5 separate regions of the Homo sapiens genome follow, and regions 1, 2, 3 and 4 are each linked to region 5. The links are chromatin contacts, found by Hi-C or POLR2A ChIA-PET in ENCODE. All regions are on one chromosome and are shown on one strand. Each heading gives the region's core, a stretch centred on a gene start or an enhancer-like site at or near the end of the contact. The rest is flanking DNA. Distances are from core to core; before and after follow the strand shown.

The links. A loop is a pair of places that touch in the nucleus more often than their neighbours do. ChIA-PET counts read pairs that join two places held with the same protein, here RNA polymerase II (POLR2A). Pooled maps may share reads with other maps.
Region 1: a pooled map shows a loop between it and region 5 (3-fold over the local background). The contact joins two enhancer-like sites. A Hi-C loop is called at or near these places in 3 of 37 single-sample maps with no recorded cell type and 1 of 50 pooled maps. POLR2A ChIA-PET finds 5 or more read pairs at or near these places in 2 of 52 experiments (A673 and GM12878).
Region 2: a loop to region 5 is called in a map with no recorded cell type, with 2.5 times the contacts of the local background. The contact joins two enhancer-like sites. A Hi-C loop is called at or near these places in 6 of 37 single-sample maps with no recorded cell type and 3 of 50 pooled maps. POLR2A ChIA-PET finds 5 or more read pairs at or near these places in 1 of 52 experiments (GM12878).
Region 3: a map with no recorded cell type shows a loop between it and region 5 (2.8-fold over the local background). The contact joins the promoter of LMAN1 here to the enhancer-like site in region 5. A Hi-C loop is called at or near these places in 1 of 37 single-sample maps with no recorded cell type and 2 of 50 pooled maps. POLR2A ChIA-PET finds 5 or more read pairs at or near these places in 1 of 52 experiments (activated B cell).
Region 4: a loop to region 5 is called in a pooled map, with 4 times the contacts of the local background. The contact joins the promoter of LINC03110 here to the enhancer-like site in region 5. A Hi-C loop is called at or near these places in 4 of 37 single-sample maps with no recorded cell type and 2 of 50 pooled maps.

The regions. Positions count from the first base shown.
Region 1 is chr18:58,563,998-58,568,794 of GRCh38, forward strand. The region is part of intron 4 of ALPK2 (alpha kinase 2); the gene reads right to left. ALPK2-AS1 (ALPK2 antisense RNA 1) reads left to right here. Exons shown (of 2, transcript NR_188108.1): 2 at 2,465-2,681. Among named protein-coding and RNA genes, the nearest start is that of ALPK2-AS1, 9.4 kb to the left of the region's middle. Within about 2 kb of position 1,259, at least 2 of the 41 ENCODE cell types and tissues checked have a DNase peak (open chromatin) inside an H3K27ac peak, as active enhancers do.
Region 2 is chr18:58,522,423-58,527,702 of GRCh38, forward strand. ALPK2 (alpha kinase 2) reads right to left here. Exons shown (of 13, transcript NM_052947.4): 7 at 1,513-1,640; 8 at 1,384-1,419. Among named protein-coding and RNA genes, the nearest start is that of ALPK2-AS1, 32 kb to the right of the region's middle. RefSeq lists a silencer at 3,646-3,725. Within about 2 kb of position 3,634, at least 5 of the 41 ENCODE cell types and tissues checked have a DNase peak (open chromatin) inside an H3K27ac peak, as active enhancers do.
Region 3 is chr18:59,357,611-59,362,701 of GRCh38, forward strand. LMAN1 (lectin, mannose binding 1) reads right to left here and starts at 1,655. Exons shown (of 13, transcript NM_005570.4): 1 at 1,421-1,655. The coding sequence starts at 1,634. RefSeq lists enhancers at 1,070-1,169, 1,180-1,229, 1,420-1,609 and a silencer at 1,640-1,939.
Region 4 is chr18:58,656,494-58,661,148 of GRCh38, forward strand. LINC03110 (long intergenic non-protein coding RNA 3110) reads left to right here and starts at 2,046. Exons shown (of 4, transcript NR_187442.1): 1 at 2,046-2,138; 2 at 3,370-3,520; 3 at 3,939-4,077.
Region 5 is chr18:58,988,412-58,993,131 of GRCh38, forward strand. No RefSeq gene overlaps it. Among named protein-coding and RNA genes, the nearest start is that of ZNF532, 130 kb to the left of the region's middle. Within about 2 kb of position 3,145, at least 9 of the 41 ENCODE cell types and tissues checked have a DNase peak (open chromatin) inside an H3K27ac peak, as active enhancers do.

The sequences.
Region 1 (4,797 bases), core at 9-2,508, 430 kb before region 5:
GAAGTATCATCACATTAAGAACAATCTCTGAAAATTGAGAAAGGAAGGAAAGGAGGAAGGCAGAAAGGAATGGAGTTGATAAGTTTATGATGAATTTCATGAATTGCGTATTTGATGTCTTTGTTCTTTTTTTTTTTTTTTTGAGATGGAGTTTCGCTCTTGTCGCCCAGGCTGGAGTGCAGTGGTGCGATCTCAGCTCGCTGCAGCCTCTGCCTCCCTGGTTCAAGCGATTCTCCTGCCTCAGCCTCCCACATAGCTGGGATTACAGACATGCGCTACCACACCCAGCTAATTTTGTATTTTTAGTAGAGATGGGGTTTCTCCATGTTGGTCAGGCTGGTCTCCAACTCCCGACCTCAGGTGATTCGCCCACCTCGGCCTCTCAAAGTGCTGGGATTACAGGCATGACCCACCACACCTGGCCCTGTTCATTTTTTATTAAGCTATTCATCTTTTCTTACATCACTTTCTTTGTACATCACAAGTGCTTTTCTAAGTTTTTATTTGTTTTTAATATCAGTTTATGGTGGGGGTTTTTGTGCAAAATTCTTACATCATCAGGTTTTTTTTTTTTCCTTTTTGCTTAGACAGACTTTCCTTACCATGAAAGCCACAGTCTCTTCCACTTTGTTTGATATTTATTTTGGCAGCTGATGTAAAATTAGGGATTCACAGGACCTCACTGCCTCGGAAATTAACAGATCTTCATGTTTGACCCCTTCAGTTTACACTGAGGAAAGAGGCCCAAAGAGAGGAAAGGAAATTACCCAAGGATATACAGTTGGTTAATGGCAGAACCAGAACTAAAATCTAGCTCCCAGTTTATGTCTTCCTTTTTTAAAAAAAATTTTTTTAAAAGTTTTCAATATTATCAGTAAAAATAATTTCCTTAAACATTTAAAAACATTAATCACCCCTCCAAATGTTAGGTTCCTTGCTTCCCTCTCCAGAGTTAATCCTATCATTTGAATGTATTCTTCCAGATCTAAAAAATAATTTTATGTGTTTATATATGTATATACAAATAACATATACTACTATGGAATGGTTGGGGGGCATAAATTGTATCGTATTGTATGTATTATTCTTCAGTGTACCTTTCTAATTCTATGTTGTTTTGAAGCATCCATCATTTGAGCAGGCCACATTTTATTTAGCCAGTTACCCATGAACATTTCCTTAGAAACGTTTCCTTAGAAATAATTCTACAACACACATGATGTCACATGCTTCCTTGGGCCTTCATGCAAGCTTCTCTCAAGAGTCGATATTGAGAAGTGAAACTGCTGCATCATGGCTAATGCCCTTTTCAGTTTTAAGAGATTTTAAGAGATTTTTAAAGAGATTTTGCCAAATTAATCTTACTGGCAATGTACCCATTTCCTTATAATATCAGCTTGGTACTGTACTTTTAATTTTTTTATCTATCTGATGAAAGATGTTATATCTTTAAAATTTGTATTTTCCTAATTACTCATAAGGTTGAGCAACTTCTTGCATATTTATTGACCATTTATCTCTTCCATAAACTTTGTATATATTTACCTTTTAAAAATAATTCAATTGTTACGGATGTTTTATCTATTTGATTTTTATATACCCTGGAAATTAATCTTTGTCTATTACAATGTCCTACATAAAAAGTGTATCACTTTAATTTTCTTAGTGGTATTTTTGTTCTATAGAAAAATTTTAATTTGATGTAATCAAAATTATTGATATTTCTCTTTTTTGTTCCTTCCTTCCTTCCTTCCTTCCTTCCTTCCTTCCTTCCTTTCTTTCTTTCTTTCTTCCTTTCTTCCTTTCTTTCTCTTTTTTGAGATGGAGTCTTGCTCTGTCACCCAGGCTGGAGTGCAGTGGTGCAACCTCTGCCTCCCGGATTCAAGCAATTCTTCTGCCTCAGCCTCCCGAGTAGCTGGGACTACAGGCGTGCACCACCACGCCCCGGCTAATTTTTGTATTTTTAGTAGAGATGGGATTTCACCATATTGGCCAGGCTGGTCTAGGACTCCTGACCTCATGATCCACCTGCCTCGGGCTCCCAAAGTGCTGGGATTATAGGCGTGAGCCACTGCACCAGGCCTATTATTTTCCCAAGAAGATCTTATATCTCTCAAGATCATGAAAATCATTTTGAAAAATTTTTTCAGTACTTTATAGTTTTTTAAAAATTTTAACTCAGAGATCAAATAACATCAGTTTATTGGGGGTCCATTGTAAGGTACTGATATCTTTTCCATATGGTGGCTAATTGTGTCAGCATTGAAGCACTTGTCTCTTCCCTACAAGTTGAAAGACTATTTCTATCCATAAACCAAATTCCAGTATTGGATTCTGTACTCTTTCCTCAGTTTGGTTTATCTACTTATGTACGGCAACTCCCACACTATCTCATGACCACAGCTTTATCATTTGTCTTGATATATGATTGGGTTAGTTCAATGCTTTTTCCATCTCCTTTCAGAGATGCAAATTCATCTTCTATCATAGCCAAAGAAGACCAACAAAGACCAACAGAGGCCATGTCTCGCATTCAGCTCCAACAGCAGGCAGTAGATTTGTTACAGAGACTAAAACCCACCTTATTGCCAAGTGACCCTCCTCTCACCAGCCTCCCCTGCTGCCACCCAAATTCCTGCCACTGAACTACTCCTCAAAATAAAACACAGCTGTAAAATGCACACCTGTTTTGGATTAGTTACAATAAATCAGGATCTGTACTTATTTCAGTTCCCCAGACAGGTGAAGAACAAGCTGCGTTTATAGCAAGCCAACTAGAAAGCAGAAGAAAATTCCAGTCACGAGTTTTTGTTTTTCCTCTTAGGGCAAAGGAGGTTACACTTGAGGAGCCTAAATTTCTTGTTGTTTCCAAACTCCTGTGAGTCTTTACAGAAATGCCTCTAAAAGTTGTAGTATTCTCTCTCTAGATCCATCTAACTGAGCCCATGGTTTCCAAACTTTAATGCCCAAGAGAATCCTCAGACCGCATATTAAAAATGCAGGTTCAGGCCTGCATTTATTTCTCAGACAGCATATTAAAAATGCAGGTTCAGGCCTGCATTTATTTCTCAGACAGCATATTAAAAATGCAGGTTCAGGCCTGCATATTTTTTCACGGTGGCTCATGTCTATAATCCCAGCACTTTGGGAGGCCGAAGCAGGCAGATCACCTGAGGTCAGGAGTTCGAGACCAGTGTGGCCAACATGACGAAACCCTGTCTCTACTTAAAAAAAAAAAAGGCCGGGCGTGATGGCAGGCCCCTGAGGTCCCAACTACTCGGAAGGCTGAGACAAGAGAATCGCTTGAACCTGGGAGGCGGAGGTTGCAGTGAGCCGAGATTGCGCCACTGCAGTCCAGCCTGGGTGACAGAGCAAGACTCTGCCTCAAAATTAATAAAAATGCAGGTTCAGCAAGTCTGTGGTAAAACTTAGGGACCTATGTTGTTTTTTTAAACACGCACCTCATCAGGTGATTCCAATGCAAATAGTCCAGGCCCTCACTTTAAGACACTGCCCTGGGGACTCCAAGCAGAGTAGAACCACCTGAACACGAGACATCCAAATCCTTAGTGCAGGCTGTTTGCCAGGACATGTTTCTGTAATGAGTTAGCTCTGTGAGATCGGTCTACAAGAGAATGATGTCAGTATAACCAACACGTGGCATTGGTTCATACGCAGTTTTTCTTTGGCAAAGGGAACCAGAATAGCTGGAATAAATTACAGAAAATTGAGCAGGAAAACAAGCCTTTGACTCAGCCTCTGCATTGGCAGCAGGGGCCCTATTAAGTTGTATTTTAACAGAATTTCAAATGCAGCCTGCCCTCAGTGGTCCTCTCTCCTAAGAAGCAAACTCCAAGCCCGTGTGTCTAAGGGCAGGTTGAGTGGCGCCCCCAGACCCACTTTAACAGCAGCTTTGCTGGCTCAGAGACCCACTTCTGTCTTTGAGGTCTCCGCACCCTCAAGCTGGCTCCATCTGAAAGATCTCCAGCATCTCCACTCTGTTGTGTGTTTTTAATATCTGCCATGGTGGCCTCCTGCCAGCCTGGGCCACCTCCCTGGGCAGTCCAAGTGAGTTTCCCGGGCACATGTTTTGATTTTATTAGTTTCTGGTTTCAAAATGGTCTGTTTCCTAAGTGACCTCTTGGGGATGCTAATTTTCCCCAAAGCCCTTACACTTTAAGGGTGTGATTTTTCAGAATGTGAGGTGTTTCTGGGATGCATATATGGCACTAGGACAGGAACGCCTTATGTGTGAAGAATACCCATTGCCTCTGTTTGAAAAGTGCTATTGAATAACCTGATGCTGTGTTCCTTGGCTAAGATTGTGGGAAATCACGGGCAAGGACTCCCGAATCCCCAAGAAAGTACATCACAAGCTGTATAGCCTTTAGCTCTCTGCAGCCCTACTCAGGGGAGGTGGAACTTGGAACCCCCCAGGATTTAGCTCCATATGGGCTCCAGGACTCTCAACCACAGCTGTGCCTCAGTTACCCAGGGTCAGCTGGAGCTTCCATAAGGCACGCACGCCTGAGCTCTACCCTCGATCTATTGAAATAAGGACCTCCGGGGTGGGGCTTGTATGTCTGTATACAGTTAGCCTCTGTATCCGTGGGTTTTAAATTTGTGGATTCAACCAATCATGGACCCAAGAGATTTGGGGAAAAATTGCATCTTTACTGAATGTGTACAGACTTTTAAAATTGTTACTCTCAGCAATAGAGTATAACAACTATTCACGTAGCATTTACATTGTATTAGGTGTTATAAGTAATTGGAGATGATTTGAAGTGAACAGGA
Region 2 (5,280 bases), core at 2,384-4,883, 470 kb before region 5:
TCCTTAAGAGGGAAGACACGGCAAACACAGATTCCACCAAACTGTGGAAAACTCAGTGGGAGGCCCGGGGACATCACGAGCATTCATGAGCAGCAGTGTTAGGCTGTGGCTAACACCAGGTGCCAAAAGAAAGCAGAGAAACCCATCTTTTGTTTTCCTTAAGACACAAACGAATGGAGTGATCCTTCAGACACCTGGCTGTCTTTGGGAATCTGCTCAGCTAGTCAAACTGAAAGGAAAATTGAACAAACAAAACAAGCTGTAATAAGTCCCAGTAGCTGAAAAATCCCATGCAGAAGGGCTGAATGCAAGACCGATGCTTAAAGGGAAAAGTCAAATCCAAACTCCCCCTCTACGTGTTCCCCAAAACTCCACTGCTACAGTGTAGCATCCAATTCTGGATATCTGTAGTCTAATGAACTTACAATAGGAAGTATGGCCCTACATTCACTTTGAATTGGCTCATGAATTGTCATTTCTTTCTCTTTTTTTTTTCTGATTTTTTTTTAATTATACTTTTAGGGTACATGTGCCCAATGTGCAGGTTAGTTACATATGTATACATGTGCCATGCTGGTGTGCTGCACCCATTAACTCGTCATTTAGCATTAGGTATATCTCCTAATGCTAACCCTCCCCCCTCCCCCCACCCCACAACAGTCCCCAGAGTGTGATGTTCCCCTTCCTGTGTCCATGTGTTCTCATTGTTCAATTCCCATCTATGAGTGAGAACATGCGGTGTTTGGTTTTTTGTCCTTGCGATAGTTTACTGAGAATGATGATTTCCAATTTCATCCATGTCCCTAACAAAGGACATGAACTCATCATTTTTTATGGTTGCATAGTATTCCATGGTGTATATGTGCCACATTTTCTTAATCCAGTCTATCATTGTTGGATATTTGGGTTGGTTCCAAGTCTTTGCTATTGTGAATAGTGCCTCAATAAACATACGTGTGCATGTGTCTTTATAACAGCATGATCTATAGTCCTTTGGGTATATACCCAGTAATGGGATGGCTGGGTCAAATGGTATTTCTAGTTCTAGATCCCTGAGGAATCACCACACCGACTTCCACAATGGTTGAACTAGTTTACAGTCCCACCAACAGTGTAAAAGTGTTTCTATTTCTCCACATCCTCTCCAGCACCTGTTGTTTCCTGACTTTTTAATGATCGCCATTCTAACTGGTGTGAGATGGTATCTCATTGTGGTTTTGATTTGCATTTCTCTGATGGCATTCATTTCTTAAGTCACGCCATAGCTCTCCTTCTCGGTTGGAAGAGTCCAGAGGATTACTGCTTCTACTCTTTCCTCTGGGAGCTATTTTATGCTTTACAGTAAGCCCATTTCCTCTGGCAGGTCAACCCTAACTGACTTACCTTTAGTATCCTGGCGACTTGACAGCTGTTTGAGAACTAGAAGAAGACAAAGCAGAGAATGGCTTCAGTACAGATGTCCATTGTGAACGGGCAGGGGCCAGTGGTTTTTCATTGAAAACTGTGGTTTACCTTCAGCTGTGAGGTTAAATTCAGCAGTCACTTTTCCGTAGCTGTTCTTGATGCAGCAGTAATAGAGTCCCTGGTCCTTCGGACTGGCTTGCACGATGGCAAAGGAAACAGTGGAGTTGTCCCCTGCACTGCAATGAGGAATATTCACATTGACACACTTCATCATTCTACAGTTGCATTTTTTCCTAATATACTTAAGGAGAAAGAAGCTAAGACTTCCCTGCTCACATGTTTTCAGCCAGTGAGCTGCCCAAAGGGCAAAATCACGATCAGCTGTTTAAATAATTGATTTATCCACAGAGGAGAGTCATTACATTTTGGCTAACACGCTCACTCCAATAAGCAGTAGGTTTAACTGCCATGAGTAGAGCAAAGAATTGAAATTGTGAATTCTGGGAGCTGTTGTTAACATTTCTGCTCAGAATTCAGCTCAATTATGTGACTAATCCGGGTGTCCTGTGCTTGAAGGAAAGTCTGATAACTCCAAACCCAAACTTATACAGATACAATAAGGGACAAGAGAAAACGGGGTTCTTAGCTTTATGCTACATAAGGATTCGTGACTGAGGGCCCCTTTGTAATAGTGTCCTGTACTCCCCTAGTGAGGTACCAACCATCGAACCATTCACTCACCCAAAATTATTAAGTTCCGGTCACTGTGCTATGAAAACTAAAACTGGTGGTGGTGGTCATATTGGTGGTGATGATGACAGTGATGATGATGCCAATAGCTAATGTGCACTGAGCATTTGGTATGTACCAGGCATTGTGCCAAATCACATAAAGATCAATTTCATGATGCCCTCAGAACAACCTAATGAGAGAACTATGTTTACTATTCTCAGTTTGCAGATGAGGAAACTGAGGCATAGAAAAATTTAAGCAAATGATTTTGACTTCATTAAGCTGCCTCCCCAAGTAAATTATGGTTCCCGCCCTCAAGTCTGGGATAATTTGAAACATAGGGAGAGCCACATATTTATTCCAAAGTCTCAAACAAAAAACTTACTCTACAGCAAAAAAAAAAAAAAAAAAAGGATATTCAGACGTTGTTCTGGTTTTGTTCTTTAAAATGAACTTTGTTTAAACATTCACCAAGATTCTGTGTATGTATGTGTATACATGTGTGTGGTGTACATTTTAGCTTGGGTTCGTTTCATAGTTTAACAACAAAAATTCACCTAGCTTGAGTTTGTCTCAGTTGCATGTTCAAAAACAGTGTTCATTATTGGTTGGTTTTTCAATAGACTTCAAGCCTCCAATATATACATTCCTTCCCTGGAATATACCAGTGGCTTAAAACAAAGTTCACTAAACCATTCTACTTCCTTCATTCCTGGGGTCTCTGAACATATCCCACTGTATGGTTAAAACTGGATGTGAACAAGTCCAGTTATAAGGGGAAGACTTCCGGACAGGGCAGTAAAACACAGAGTGGGCCACAGAGGAGGCTTGTGGAAAGTCCTTCTCCAAGGCTCTAGGATTGGCACAGCCTTTCTGTCATTGAAAGGGGAAGGCAAGGGCTACCCGAAGGGCTGGGGGCTGAACTAGAACTGTCCTGTGAACATCTTCCTTCCAGCCTAGAAATTCTCTGATACTTGGCCCAGAACCACGAAGACCGTTTTTCCTGGCTTGGCCCATGGTCCCCACCCAAGGCTTTCTTCTAGAAGGAATACATGTAGGAGTCAGAAAGGTCTGGATCCCAACCCTGAGGCCGACCTCAGGTGTGCTATGTAGCCTGTCACCCTCAATTTCCTCCTCTGTGAAAGCAGAATGAGCAAGATCACCGCTCAGATGTGTCATGAGGAGTAACGTGTCATGACACCGGCGTGTGAAGCTTCAGCGAAAAGCCCAGTCTTGAGCGTGGTCACGAGTCATTACTTCGTGGTGAGCAGTAGTATTAGTGGGGAACAGTAGTATTAGTGTGCTTTCTCCATGATACAAAACTACCTCGGAAGTCCCAAAGAGTTCTATCCAACATTTGTGGAGTATCTGCTCTGTGCTTAGTACTGGGGGATTCAATGATGAAAAAGAAAAAAAAAAAAAAAAAAAGGCACAGTCCTTGCCCTTGAGGGTCTTCTAGTCTGGGAGGAAATGGACAAACAGAAAATACCAATACAGCTGTAGAAAGCAGTAACAAGTGATCTTGTGCCTTTTTTAACCAAGAGGGTAAGTTCAGTTTCATATCCTCTTACCCTGTAAGGGACAAATCTTTTTACCTTAGGAAATGGCTACAGACAGCAGAACAGCAGTGGTGATTAGCTGTGCAGACAAATGCAAAAGAAGCCCATGTCCAGAGTGTGATCAGAAGAACACAAAGAGTGAAGTTGGCTGCAGGGAGAGGGTACTTAGCATGGGGACTTCTCTGAGAGATCCCATCATCCATCACCAGCCCTAAGGAGCCAGGGCTTGGCAGCACCCCCACCCACCACTCAGTCTGGGCTGAGAAGTCCTCGGGTTGTTTCTCCCAGGGCCATCCAAGGAGATCCTCCCATCCCAGCAGCCAGCTCCTCATCCACTGGTTCCCAGCGGGAACAACATGACCTGTGCTCCATGACCTTGCTCAGCTATCAGTAGGGCCGCTCTACGTGGACAGCTGCCCTTTCAAAAGCCCAGGGAACTCAGAAGGACCTCTCTCCCCAGAGTGGAGAATGGGTTCCTGGTTACCAAGAAGGTACTGATGGCCAAATAGCACCAGAGGGTGCCACCTTGAGGTCTCCATGAAGCCAAGACATGCCACTGCTACACAGAGACTCAAACCAAGCTACCACTTTCTTCTTCTTGGTTTCTTCGAAGTATATTAGTCTTGCCCTACCCACAAGAAAGTCTTCTGACACCTAATTTCCACGCTTTAGCCTGTTAAGGAAAGTACCCAAAACTTGCGGACAAAGGAAGAGGATCACAGTCATTGTTCAACAGGATCATTGAGGATGATCTAGTGAAAGAGAATGCTTTGCTATTTCCCATTTACACAGAACCCACTCAGACACTTTAAGTTACAGGTTAACTTTTAGGTTTCTGTGCAGTAGAAAAGATAACTCCCAAAGTTTATTACCTGTCAAACATTAACCAGTTTTATATCTATTTCAAAATGTATTTCCGCATTCCTTTGCCTGATGGACTATCTAAATCTTCATTCCTCAAATGCTCCTTTGAACAACTCTTGCCATTGTACAGGTTCCCTCATGATTTAGTAAGTTCAAGAAGACCTTTGCTCCACGTTCATATTATATTTGAGAGATTTCAACTCTTTGAAAATGATACAAGACAGTGACATATTTCATGGAGGCACAAATGAAGGGAAACGCTGGACTGGAAGTAGGCATGAGAGAAATTAGCAAACATTTGAAAACCCACTTGAAATAATATAAATGATCTCTCAATAAACAAATGAATTATAACTCTTAAATATTCTCAAGTGTTAGCATGGAGAAAGCAAATGGGTTCAACTAAGCCAGACACTGTCACCAAGGAGAAATGAAGCAAACATCACTAGGAATCAAAGGCCTTAGCCACGCGTCATCAGTAAGTAGAATGCTTACTAATGACATATGCTCCCCAGGGGAAGGTTAGGTTTATCGTAAATACACATCAAATGGAAAAGGGACCCGCAAATATTCAAGTGGTAATTCTGAGCTCAGAGCAAGGCTGATGAATGGAAAAACAGTGAAAATACTGGTTAATTGCTCTTGGCTGACAGCTTCAGAAAATAATTTAAAATGAATAATTAGTACCTTTTTAAGTGAAGCTCTAGGGAACCTCCTTGAC
Region 3 (5,091 bases), core at 405-2,904, 370 kb after region 5:
CGAAATAACTGCACTCTACTTCAACTACTTAATGACTTGGTCATTAAGTCAAATTAAAATCTATACCTTTCAATTACACATTAATTTGAGAGAAATAGCGCTTCCTAAAAGGGTGCTTCCTATTCAGTAATTACTTTCTAGAAATGAAACATTTTGTTTCAAGAACTGGATAATCTAAAGTGATGTATAAAAACCTTATATAAAAGATTACTTATGGGGGAGGTGGGAGGGATAGCATTAGGAGATATACCTAATGTTAAATGACTAGTTAATGGGTGCAGCACACCAACATGGCAAATGTATACATACTAACCAACCTGCACGTTGTGCACATGTACCCTAAACCTTATAGTAAAAAAAAAAAAAAAAAAAAAGATTAATCACACACAAAGATAGAATTCAAACTGCCAGAGCTCCTCATCTCATATAAAGGCATTTGCCACTTGTTCAACGGGTATATCTGATGGTCACTGAACAGAGCTTATGTCATGCCAAGTGCTACGATTGACTCCTTAGTCAGCAGTGACACATCAGCACTAAAAAGTGCAGATATGTTTTCTTTCACGTAAGTAAATGCTCTAGCAAGGCTCTCTTATCTACAAAAGTGCCAAACACAGAGAGTGAATAAAATATGAACCCAAGATTATTTCAATGCTTCCAATTTTTTTAAAGGGCTAAAAATGTAATGCTATTCTTAGTCTCAGGTTCAGAAACAATCAATCCCTAAAAATATATCCCTTCTCCTAAAAAGTTACATAATGTGTTACTACGAGAGAAAAGATCAAAGACCACACCAAGTCACTGAGAGGAAAATGTGTAGTTCCAACAGTATAAGAATGTCTTCTGACATACAAAGACTTAAAAAATTACTCTAATACTACTATATGCCATCTCAGGAGCCGTCAGTGGGCATGGGGTTCAAGCGAAGCATTAACCATTGCTAACACCGGAGCAAAGAAATCGGGGATCGGGGGTGGGGGGTGGAAGCGGGAAAGGAAGTAAGGGGGCTTCTAGAACATGTCTCAGGTTGGGATGGCTGGGGGTAGGGCACATTTCTCCTAGAGACGTGGCGTTGTGAAACATGATACCTAGAAGCAAGTTTGAGTGCTAGGAAGTGTAGGAGGTAACCAAACACCTCTAGATCCAACGGAAAGTACCGACGAGATCAAAGAAGGGAAGACAGCAGGCGGGTGAGAGAGAACAGAATGGGTGAGGGAAAGACTCGGGGACAAGCGGAGGGAACCGTGCGAACCAGGAGGGACCCGGCGGAGGGGCTGCCAGGAGGGTCCCCTCCACAGCGCATATGGTGTGCAGCTGCTGGAACGGGAACCTCAGCACACCAGGGTAGCCGCGGATGAAAGGCGAAGAGGCAGCAGAAGGGGGAGAGGAACCCGGCCCCCAGCCCTCTGCTCCGGCTTACTCCCCGCGTGGGCCCAGAAGGGCACGGTCCCGTCGCTCTGCACCAGGTGCGGCCCCTTGAAGCTGTATTTGTACTCGAAACGGCGATGTGGCAACGCGACCGCGGGGTCTCCTCCCACGCCGTCGCCCCGGACGAAGCGACCGAGTGACAGCAGCAAGGCGCAGAACAGCGGCCGAACTCTGGCCCGGAGACCCCTTTGCCTGGATCCCGCCATCTTGGATTCTGGAACGCGGAGGAGGGCGGGAGAGGGAGGGGCGCGGATGGCTGCGGATGGCCAACAGGGCGCTCGCTGATTGGCAGAGCCCGGGGGACCCCCAAGGGCAAGGGGTGAGCCCCGCCCCCGGCCTCCGCTTTCCGCGCGGCCGCACGGCCAGGAGCAGCTGTGGGCGGGGCCACGCGCAGGGGGCGGGTCTGGGGCGGTGCGGTCCTTCGGCCCCGCCCACCCTCCGGGGGTGGGGAAAGGACTCCAACCTTCGCTTCCCGCGCGGCAGAGTGCGGGAAGCGCCGATGGGTCCTTACCTGCAGGGAGCTTTCTCCGGCTTCTTAGAATACCTGGGAGCAGGAATTGGCTAGCCCTAAGACCTCTGGACCCAGCCTGTACAAAACCTTTTTAGTATATTAGAAGAAAGGTGTTCCTTTTGATGTGACATCAGTTTTTCAGTGGCACAATCCCGAATGCTTATGGTCCCAGCCCACTGAGCTCTACCAAGCTATGTTAGAGCGTTGCAAACTAGAAACCAGCACCCACGGGGTTGTAGGATGCCTTAGGATTTATAAGTTGGTGTCGGAAAGAGGGTTTCTGTGAATTTGTCAGCCAGCCTTTACATCTCAAAATTTAATTCCAAGAGCTTTCCAAATTTTGAAACCATGGCAAGAGTGCATTCAAATGAAACTGACTTTGGTTTGGTTTGGTTTTGGTGAGAGGGATAATGTGCTATGGACCCAGGCGTCTGTAGAACCTGGACATTTGATATAGGATCGGTCTTCCACTCAATGAATACGTTCTATATTTTAAAGGGGACTCCTCTTTCCCTTGCTTAGGAAAAAATATCGTCAAAATATTCATGGTAATCCAAAGTTTTGTTTTTTCAAAAATGTGTCATGATGAGTTTTTCAAGTCCAAGAAACAGCAGTATGATTTATATTGTTTTTACACATGGCTTTTTATTAGCTCTGTTCGTGTGGGCTACATGAACGCCACACTAGCCCTAGGGACTCAATACCCGCATTACTTAAACTTATTTTTCATTAACTTCCCAGTTTTGGAAGTTGAATCCCATCTTCGGATTCATGGGCCATTACTGTTAAATCTCTTTCTAGTGCTCAAATAAAACCTTCAAGTTGAATATGGATTTAAGGCTTTCCGCCTGCTAGTCTCGAGATGTAATTTAAATGAAAGTACCATACTTACTGCTATCTCAGCAGCAGCAGTAACAAACATTTATCCACTGTATGGTGTATGTGCGTCATTGCCCTGGACTCTCCATGGTTTTCAACCCATAGGATTTAATCATTTTATTTTCTTTGGTTCTCTCATTGCTCTGGCAACCAGCTCTATGCCTTGCACAGAGTGAAGATTCCATAAATATTTGTTAAACAAACATTAATGTTATAAAAATGGCAAACACTTACTGAGTGCTTTCTGTGTGTAACTGCACTAAGCCTTCAACATATGTTAACTTATTGAATGCTGACAGCAGCCCTCTAAGGTAGATGCCATTAATATTTCCATTTACAGATGAGGAAACAGAAGCATAGATTAAATAATTTGCCCAATGTCACACAGTAAGTGGCAGAGGTAGGTTTCAATTCCAGCCATTCTATCATTGAAGCCTTCAATCTTAAGAACCGTTTTATGTTAAACATTATGTATATTAAGTATTTTCAATTCATTACGCATGATTTGAACTCATGAGGGACCTGAATTTCAAGCATAATACAAGTAAATATTTGTAATTTTGCTGAACCATAAATGTAAATCTTTATGTTCTGTGAAGCTGTTTCTTAAAAAAAAAACTGTTTTATTGAAGCATATTATATAGAGAAAATTATGCCAGCCTTAAGAATGTAACTCAATGAATTTTTCCCAAAATGAATACCTCCCATGCAACCAGCATCCAGATTTTTTTTTTAAAAAACACACATTTCTAGAGTTAATGGGTGCAGCACACCAACATGGCACATGTATACATATGTAACAAACCTGCACGTTGTGCACATGTACCCTAGAACTTAAAGTATAATAAAAAAAAATTTCTACTGGGTATGTAACTAGGAGTAGAGTTGCTGGGTCATAGTAGATCCTGCCAAATTTTCAGAGTGGTTGTGCTAATTTACACTGCCATCAGCAGTATGTGAGGGCTTCAGCTGTCTGACTTTTTTTGTTAGCTTGTAGAAACTCTTTATTCTGAATACCTGTCTCTGCTTGGATATATACATATAGCGAATATTTGCACCCACTTCGTGGGATGACTTTTCACTCTCTTAATGTTGTCTTTTAGTGAATAGATACTTATAATTTTAATATAGCTCAATTTACTATTTTCCCCCGTAAGGGTTTTTTGTGTGTCATGTCTGGGAATCTTGCTTGTTGTTTTGTCTAAGTTGTTAAACTTTAAATTTTATAGCATTTTTCCTTCAGAACTGAGAGCTTTTCGGTTTGAGTTAGATAAGACCATTTTACAAATAGCGAAATTGAGAAACTGGGCCTGGCAAACTGAAGTTTCAAGGATCAGAATGCTTTTACTCCAGGCCCCAGGAACTCTGGGCCAGTGAATTTTAAAATCTGTGTTTTTGAAGTAATCCATGTAGGGGAAATTCCTTACAATTAAGTGATGTTTTACCTTCAGGGCAATACCGTATTGCAAATTTTGTACAACACAATGAGGAGGGATTTCCTACTACCCTCTAGTGCCTGAGGCAATTTCCAAAAATTAAGCTCAGATTTTTGAATTGGGAGGGGAATAAAAATTATGAGGGTCCCTCAACACACCATTGGGCCCTGCACAGAGCTGGAGAGATGGAGTGGCAGTACCAGGGCTTGGTTTGCTGCCTGATTCCTTATAACTATCTTCTGGCAATATCCATGACTCATTGCCAGCCTCTTCTGTGCTAGCAAAAAGTATCCCAAATGCCAGAAGATTGACAGGCCTGTCCCATTTATAAAACCCATGGATGTCTTCTAGCACATAGCACAGAATGGTGTTTTGCTCTGGAGTGAATAAGAAGCCAAAAAGCAGATTGGGAGATATCTTTTCTTTCTGGTCTTCCTACTCACAGGGAGCCCTGTGGATTAATGGGTTGTTTTTTCATAATTGGTGATCAATTTCAATTTTCTTTGACCCAGATACACTCCCCTCATCAATGGCACACATAATTGTTGGCTGGAGTTGGGGTAAAATCCATGGTCTGTGAGCCACTCCAGTAGTCTTAAAATAGACCTCCGTTTTGCTTAAGCTAGCTGGAAAGAATTTCACTTAGTTACAGCAAAAATAGTGTTAAAACTAAGGTTACCATGCCAATTCATTGTTTGCATTAGTGGATTAACTATTTTTGGAGCCTCCTAATGACTTTGAATAAATTGTATTTGATAAGAGTAATGAAAACGATATTGTCTGCCTGCTCCTTCAGTGCATGATCATTCATTCACATGTGTTTGTTCTTATTCACAA
Region 4 (4,655 bases), core at 796-3,295, 330 kb before region 5:
GGGACAAAGACTAATTCCACAGAATACATTTAAAGCAATAGTGGGAGTTAAAAGTAAAATTGCATTATAATTAGACCCTCCAAGTCCTGCCTGTTTAACTTAAGGTTGCTCACACTACTGAGGCGAGATAGAAAAGTAGTTGGTGAATTTCAATTGGAAAAGTGTAGCCATGGGAAGGAACCTAGGAGTCTCATCTCTCTCCTGAAGTTAATCTGCCCAATGTCTCAAAGGCCTCAAGAACTGTTCTCAGGGAAGTATTAGAATGCAAATAAAACCACCATTCTACTTTTGACTAGAAATCCTCTGGTGGTTGCCTGAGATGGGGAGGTATTGTTTAATGGGTATAGAGTTTCAGTTGGGGAAGATGAAAAAGTTCTGGAGATGAATGGTGATGTCACAACAATGTGAATGTACTTAATGCCACTAAATTGCACGCTAAAAAATGTTAAAATGGAAAATCTTATGTATTGTATATTTCATCACAATAAAAAAATAGCATAGGATGATTGTTTATCCACTGGGAAAATAAAATAAAATAATCATTATTACCTCTAAAACCAAAATAAAACCCTGATGGATGCTTTGCCAGTTAAAGCATCTTCAGAAAGATGACAAGAAGTTAGACACTGTATCCACAGGAACAATTTGGCTTAGGCAGAAAAGGGAGATTTGTAGGCTCACCCAACTGAACTGCAGGAAAGGTGGGTATGAGCTGGACCTCAGGACTGACCACACCTGGGACTGGAACACCACCCGCCCTTTCTCTGTCTCTTGTTTCTGCTTCTCTCAGTGCACCAGCCACTCTCTCCCACCACAGACTGGCTTCTTCTGCACAGCCTGTGGGACATGGCCACCGAACAGCTCAGACTCATACCTCACAGGTTTGCCACCTGAGCAAACCCAAGATCTTCCATCTGGTTGAAGGTCAGAAGTCTCAGGACTGAATTTGGGGAACATGCCTATCTGTAGCCAATCACTGAGTTAGGGAAGCAGATCAGTCAGAAACTGGGGGATCCCATTAAACCACACTGTGGAAAGCAGTATTCCTGAGAACAGAGTGCTACTCCACTCTAGGCAGACAAAGCAGTAGCCACCAGCTATCTGCACAGTCCTTCCCTTCTCTGGAACAGATCCCAAACAGTGCTGGGAAGACCTCAGCAGCACAGTTGGACCACCTATGTGCTCCTTCCGCCCTCATTACTTGTACATCCTGGATCCCTGGATTTCTTAGCTAATGCTGGGTTGGCAGAAATGAGGGGGAGGGGAGCAGTAGAATCCTGCCCTAAATTGCAGCCAGTCATCTGAGGTCATTTTTTCCTTGTCAATGCTATATCCCCAGAGGGTTGGACCCTTCTCTATTCTGTTATGCTTTATTCAGACAATTTCTAGAACAATGTTGGCCAGTATAGATGATTCCCGTCATTTTATCTCTACTACCTAGGTCCAAAGATTCCCCCCACAACCTTGTGAATCTCTGACTCAGTGTTATTAGTCTTAAAAACCCAGGTGCTGAACCAGACTATGCTGTGCTCCTCTTTGGAGTGAATCTTGGATTATCAAATAATCAAATAATGGCTAAGATCAGCCCTTGTTTCCCCATGTCCCTGCTTAGTGCCAGCTCTGTCTTCATCCCCTCCCAGGCTTGGCCACCCTTCTGCTGAGATGCACCCTAGCATGTTGCCCATAAAGGAATGTGAAAAAAGTATCTACACTTCTGAAGATAGTGTGCTCCACCCTTCAAAGCTTTAGGAAGATAAATTTAGACATAAAACAGGAAGTATTTCTCTGTGTGGCTAAGAGTGATCTAAGAGAAGTTATTTCCTCAAGATATTTTGAAGCTGTAGTGTGGGGAAACAGTTCTCAAACCCCAGTGTGGATCAGGATCACCTGGAGGGCTTACTAAGCTACATATTGTTGGGTCCACCCCAGAGTTTCGATTCAGTCGATCAGGGGATCAGAGGTGGGGCCTAAGAATTTGCATGTTTTTAACTCTTTTTTTTTTTTTTTTTTTTTGAGATGGAGTCTCGCTCTGTCACCCAGGCTGGAGTACAGTGGCAAGATCTCGACTCACTGCAACCTCTGCCTGCCGGGTTCAAGCAATTCTCCTGGCTCAGCCTCCCAAGTAGCTGGGATTACAGGTGCGTGCTGCCATACCCGGCTAATTTTTTATATTTTTGGTAGAGACAGGGTTTCGTCATGTTGGCCAGGCTGGTCTCAAACTCCTGACCTCAAGTGATCAGCCCACCTCAGCCTCCCAAAGTGCTGGGATTACAGGTGTGAGCCACCACACCCAGCCAGAATTTACATTTTTCAAAAGGTCCCTGATGTTGCTGAGGCAGGACCACACTTTAAGAACCACTATAGTAGAGGTTTAGGAAGAGACAGAGAAAAATCTCTCCAGGCTACAAGACTGTCTGATGCTGAAGGTCTTGGCCTAGGTCAGCTAAGGTGCTCTTTAGGGTTGATATTCTGTGATTGTTAAACAGGTGACTAAATATGTATCTGTGTCAAGCTACTCTTATTATCATTAAACAGTTCTTGACTGCTTACTTTATTAAAATATAAGAATTTCCAAGAGCTTCGGACCTCTGATCTATATATAACAGAACTTCATTAAGTATAACTCACTAAGTCACTTAGTGAAAAGCTTGAACTACAGAATAGTCTAACTAATTGCCCTTTCAAATAGGCATTTAACAATAATTTCAACTAGCCTCCTACAAAACTGTTTCACAGCAAAGCTTTCACTGATGTTTTTGCAAAATGAATTTAATTACTAATTATCATATAAGGATTAGCATATAGCTGATATGTAAATGTCTTAGGTATGATTTAAACTGTTGAGTCAACTGAACATGTACCTTCCTCTCCCACTTCCTCCAACAAATAAATCTTACTTGTATTTTAATTTAATACTGTGTCCATTCTTCTGAAATAGCTGTTTATTCTGAACATCTAATTTTAGACATATAACTAATATGGTACAATTTTCAACTGCCGGTTATTTAAATGCTGCCCCCTCCCTGACACAAATAAATCTTATTTACATATTATTTGCTTCATAAGTATTCCACCATCCTGCAGTCACTGTGATCATTGTCCCCAGCTAGTCTTTGATCTGTGATAATTGTCCACAGGTAGTCTTTGATCATATGTTCTCCTGTCTGGAGGAACTAATATGTCCTTCCAACTCTGCCCAGCCTTCAGGTACAATTTAGGCCCCTACTTTTCTCTTAGGCTTTCTTCAGCCACTGTAACTTTTTTAAGTTTCTCCCTTATCCAAAGTCCCTTACTACTTAGAACCTCGGAAGTAAAGGGACCTCAGAGAACATCCAGTCCACGCTGCCCTCTGTTTAAATGTGTCTACAGTGTACCACACCAAGGAACTCCCACACTCTGAATGAACAGCCCAGTGATCAGGAGCTTTGAATCAATTCTTGGCACCTAACAGTTTGTGAAGAGTCTGCTAAACTCCCTCTATCAGAAATCCCAGAGGACTGAGAACAGGTCATCCTTGGAGGTATGTAATACAGTATTTAACCACCTTTCTACCTGAGTGTGCTTACCTGCAAAGGGTAATGTCGATATTAACCGAGAATGATCATGGTTGTCACATTTAAACTAATAATAATAAAGTACACAATTTATTATGCAGAAAGAATCATGCCTTCATAATCAGTCTTCACAAAGATTCCTTTAACTCTCTGCACCCACCATTCCTAATCCTGGAAAATTATTTCTCTTTGCTCTTTGCTCATCCATAGGCTCTTTGACAAAAGTCTCCAGAAAACTACTGAACTACACACATCAACAATAAAGAAGTCCTAATGTCCAAAACCTTGCTTGTCACTTTTTTGTTTGTATAATTTATCTCCACAACTAGATCATAGGCTTCTAGAAAACATGAGTTCTGTTTTAAATTTTGTGCCCCTTGGCAGCTGTATCTGAATGGAGTCAGGATCTGGAAGCCCAAGTCTCCTTGTCAATGTCTGCTTGGTTCCCAAGGACACCTGTAAATGGAAGAGGGGCATAGTACACAGAAGACATTGCTGGCAAGTGTGGTCTCTTTACGATCAGGTGAGTCATCTGCTGAAATCTTTATAATAGACTTCTACCTTGATGGAATGGGTTGGACTAACGAGGAACCACCATTACTCCAAGGCCCAGAGCAGAGCTGGGCCATCAACTGTCTCCACACTTCCTGTCTTCTAGGTGCCACCCTGATCCCTCATTGCCTTTCAGCTGCATGTCTAAATCCCCACCCCACCCCTCATCTAGTTGGCTTTGATTCCAAGGACCTAGGACTGGAGTAGGGCTTTCACAAATAAGACAGCAGGAATGTAATGCAACCTAATGAGCAGACTAAGAAAGCATCTATACAGAAGAACAGACATACAAATACCAAGGCAGATAAGAGTGACAAAAGACAAAAAAAAAAAAAAAAAAAAGAGAGAGAGAGAGAAAAAGCTGAAGCCGGTCAGAATTCATCAGGGGATGGTGTATGTCTACCACCTCAGTGGTCCTTTAAAGGTAAACGGGCTTATTTTTCATGCACCAGCCTATGGTCCCTTCACTGGGACACTCTCAACATCCCCGGCTTTTTATAACTCTGGCTGGAAAGGTCAGCTCTGAACTCTTCCTGGGCAGGGAAAGGA
Region 5 (4,720 bases), core at 1,895-4,394:
TATATATAATACATATGTAATATATAATACATATATAAAATATATAATACATACATAAAATATATAATACATATATAATACATACTTTATATATATGTAAAAATTAAGAGTTGATTACCAGGAAGATGATCTTAAGTTTCAGGTATACATACAAATTATGCTTTTGTTTTTATGTGTTTGGGTGATATATCAATAGCTGAGTAACAAATGCATACAAAAGAATGCCAGCAAAACGTTACTTGCAAAATGAGAAAAAGGAAAATGTAGGCTTACACTGCATGGCAAAGACCACTTCCTTCCTCCCAAGCACGTTTTCTGCAAATTCCTTACTCCTACCACAGCAAGTAGTCCAAAGAACAGCTGTTCTACCCTGAAGCTCTGGTGGGCATGCCTCACCAGTGTCAGCAGGCTAGTGAGTTTCCATCCTAGGATCTTTGACCAACAGTGAAATTTCCTCTTGAAATTTTTGGGCAGCCAAGAAATTTATAAAATATGACTCAGAGGAACCCTTCATCTATCCCAAAGGATAGTCTGAAAATAAAAAGTAATGTGCCAAATGTAGGATGCTATTTGTGCAATTTACACACACACGCATGCACACACACGCACACACACACGCTTTGCAAATATCAGATGCTGTAAGGATTCCAGATTGTAGCTCTTAATTTTAACATACATCTTCTAAACAAAGAACCTACCCTTAATTACCTTAAAAACTTGGCTCCTACTCAAGAGGTGTAACTCACTCTGCTTAAATGCATCCTTGAAACTTCTTGTTTTCTTTGACAATTTTTGTTTTTCTTTTCTCAGTTATGAATCTCACACCCTTACCGAGTTAGCTGTAAGCCTTTGGAATATGACAATGTGAATGTCTTTCTTTATAAAGATCATGATAACCAGAAAACAATCTATAGTAGATGCACAGAACATAAATAGAAAGGATTATTCATAACATCCCACTACAGCAGTCAAACCACAAACCATCCAGCAAGACAGGGAGAAACAAAATACATCCCCAACAACCAGAAAACAAATTACAAAATGGCAGTAATAAGTTCTCACCTGTCAGTAGTTACTTTGAATGTAAATGGGTTAAATTTTCTAATATGAGGACAGAGTGGCTGAATGGATTAAAAAAAAGACCTAAGTACCCGACTGTATGCTGCCTACAAGAGACTCAACTCTCTTAAGGATGCACATAGACTGAAAATGAAGGAATGAGAAGATACTGTATGCAAATGGAACCAGAAGAGAGCAGAGGGTAGCTATACCTACATCAGACAAAGCAACTTTAAGTCAGAAGCAATAAAAGAGACAAAGGACATTATATAACAATGAAAGGGTCAATTCATCAAGAGGATACAATAATTATAAATGTATCCAACATTGAATGAAGCACCTAAATATATAAAGCAAATATTAATAGATCTGAAGGGAGATAGAAACTATAATACAATAATAGTAGGGGACATCAATACCCCACTTTCAATAATGGATTACCATCCAGACAGAAAATTAATAAGGAAACATTGGACTTGAACTACACTTTATGACCTGACAGACATATACAGAACATCCCATCCAACAGCAACAGGATACACATTTTTCTCAAGTACACACAGAACTTTCTCCAGGATGGATCATATGTTTGGCTGCAATACAAATCTAAACAAATTTCAGGGGATCAAAATTACCTTAAGTATCTTTTCTGACCACAATGGTGTGAAACTTGAAATCAGTAACAGGAGAAATCTTGGAAAATTCACAAATAAGTAGAAATTAAACAACATGGGTCAAAGAAGAAATAAAAAAGAAAATCAAAAAAATCTTGAGACAAATAGCAACTATGTACCAAACACCTATGGGATGCAGCAGAAGCCATTCCAAGAGGGAAATTTATAGCAAGAAATGCCCATATTTCTGTGAAAAGTCTCTCTTCATGCTACTAGAAGTTTCTGGAGTAGCCAGTTGTCATTCTATAGTCACTGTTACCCCCAATCAACCCATTCTGAACAGCCCAGCCTCAGTTCACATGGTTTGAGTATAAGGCTGAATTTGAGACTAGGCTACTCTCAGTCTTTTCAGAGTATTTTCTTTTCACATCCATTTTTTCTTCACAGTCCCAATGGATTTTGAATGTTTTAGTAACGATTCAATACATTGGATAAAACTTTAATGATCTTAGCCTACATTTTTCTAGGCATTTGCTCATTTATATTTGCTGCCTTCTTTGGAAATCTAGATTTGGGGGTACCCTAGATCCTGTTTCAATTAAGGTCCCAGCAGAATGCAGTGCAGCACACTGCAAAAGGTTTAACTTTCAAGAAATTAAGGAAGGGACTATACACAGAGCTGTGTGCTGGAACAAGGCCTGAGAAGCCTGAGTAGGGGTGGAAGCTGGAGCTGTGGGAAAAGGGCACTCAGGAAGAGCCACTGCCAGAGCCACAGTGAAGCCAGGAAGGTGTGGGGAGCGGAATCACCAGGAGGCCCTCTCATCACACTCAAAGATTTCCTGCCCGCACCTCCCACCTGCCAAAGCTAAATACAAGCTAGATGACAAGGCAGCCACAGTAATAGTCTATAGATGTCCGTGTGTTGGGCACAAAACAGGACAAAGAAGGGTGGATGAAGGATCTGGGTTTCCGAGTGGGAGGTTATAATGATCACTGACACGTGGCATGCACTTTCAGGAGTGCGTGTTCTATGCCTGTTTTGTCAACATGCATTTTGTCCCCTACAGGCAGGCTCTCCAATGGAATACGGTACTTCAGATTCTACATTTACCCTTTCTAATTACCTTGCCAGGTTTCTCCTGGAATTATACCTTTTCCCTAGTGGTTATTTTTATGCAAGGAAACAGAATCACATTTCCCAGAAGATATTCCTTACCAGTTTCTAAATTCAATTTATGAGGTTAGTTCTGACTCATCACGTAGCGCTATTTATAATGTTTCCCAGTATTTAAGGGAACTGATTATTAAATTTGCTGTGCTATTTTATTGCAAGCTGCTTTATCCTTGAGCTTTTCTTATAGTTAGAACTGTACATTACATGACCATGGCAGATCTATTTGCAAATACAATCCTTGGCAAGACCATGTTTTCACCCGGGGGAGTTCTATAATTAGAGTCCACCATAGCACACCTCCAAGTCCAACTCAGTTCCAGAAAGTGTGGGTTTCGCCCCTGAGTCCATGAGTCATTTCCTGACCTTCAGGTCATGTCATGCTTAATTGGATTGGTTATTTTTGGAGAACAAATGCTATTTGTTTTTTAAAAAAGAACAAGGTAGGCACAGGTCCGCTGATCAGAGAGGATGGTGTGATGTTGACAAGAGTTAACGGGAAGTAGAGCAACATCTTCCACCCTTTCCAAGGTGGAAACAGATGCATCTGTAAGCAGGAGTAATGAATGTCTCTACTTTGCCAGTTCAGCACCTGAACTTCCCTTTCCAGTGTTGGGGGTACCTGCCATTGTATGAATCTTGGCAAGAGATAGATCTTACCTCCCACTGCAGAATCCAGAAGGTCACTCACCCTGACTCCCAGCAGCCTAACTTCAGGCACGGGATGACCAAAACTATGCTCCTGCTCGACTCTTCAGTAGGTGATACAAAGGAGCGGGCCAGTTCAACACCATTTGTCTGGTGGCGTGATGGCAGCATAGTGGCAATGGCCGTGGTGACTCTGAATTGAGAGTAGACTTGTGAACTGTTTGTCAAGGTGAGGGAAGTCAGTTTGTCTTTAAGGAACTACTGAATGTCTTGGACACAAGCAGTGCCAACATCATGGGGAGAACCTAAAGTTTAGACTCTTGGTTCCCTCTGAATAAGACACCAGCTAAACAACATGCCAGTCTCTGTTGTTTCAGAAGAGACCAAAATAAATGGAAGCGAGTGCCTTTCAATTGCTATAAGACCAGCCCCGGAAGACCTCCCTGCTCCCGTCACCATATCTAACCTCACCTCCTATCACTTCCCCCTACTCCCATGTCACTCCTTTTCGTTCCTATCCACGATTCATATTCCTGTTACAGGACCTTGGCACATGCTCTTCCTTCTCGTGGAATGCTCTTTCCCCAGTTCTCATGAGGGTTTTTCACATGTTTCACATCCGGTCCATGCAGAAGTCCCCCGCCTGGAGAGCCTTCCCCAATTCCCTTACTGAAATGTGCCCACCCCACTGAGCACACACCTGCTTTGCCACTCTCCATCTCCGCTTCCCATTATTTTTCTCCCTGGCACTTATCACTGCCTGACATGATATGCTTATGTGCTAAGTGTCTGCCATCCCCTGGAAGAATGTTCTAAGATTTTCCATGAACTCTCTGCTTGCTTTCTAATCTGAAACTGCCATTTCCTCTCATTGCAAGAGGCATTCTTCCTTTTGCGGCCTGAGAGCAGTGGGTATTAGTTATATTTTCCCCTTTGATCCTTATTCTGGACAGTCAAAACTGATCCTTGTTTTCTCAAACCCATTGCCAAGTGATGGGAGCCCGAATGCCCTTTCCTTTTTAATAGTTACTTGAATAAAGTGACCGTGTCATAAATAATAGCACCAGCCGGTTGATTGCTGCTGCTTCCGGAAACGTTAGAGGCCTGCTTTCAGGAAACGAAGGCATTATTTATTTTCATGTCCTATTTTTATGCCCAGCAAACTGCTTGCAAAAAACAAAAAACAAAAAACAAAACAGGTACCTAAAATATTTTTGTAAAATGACTG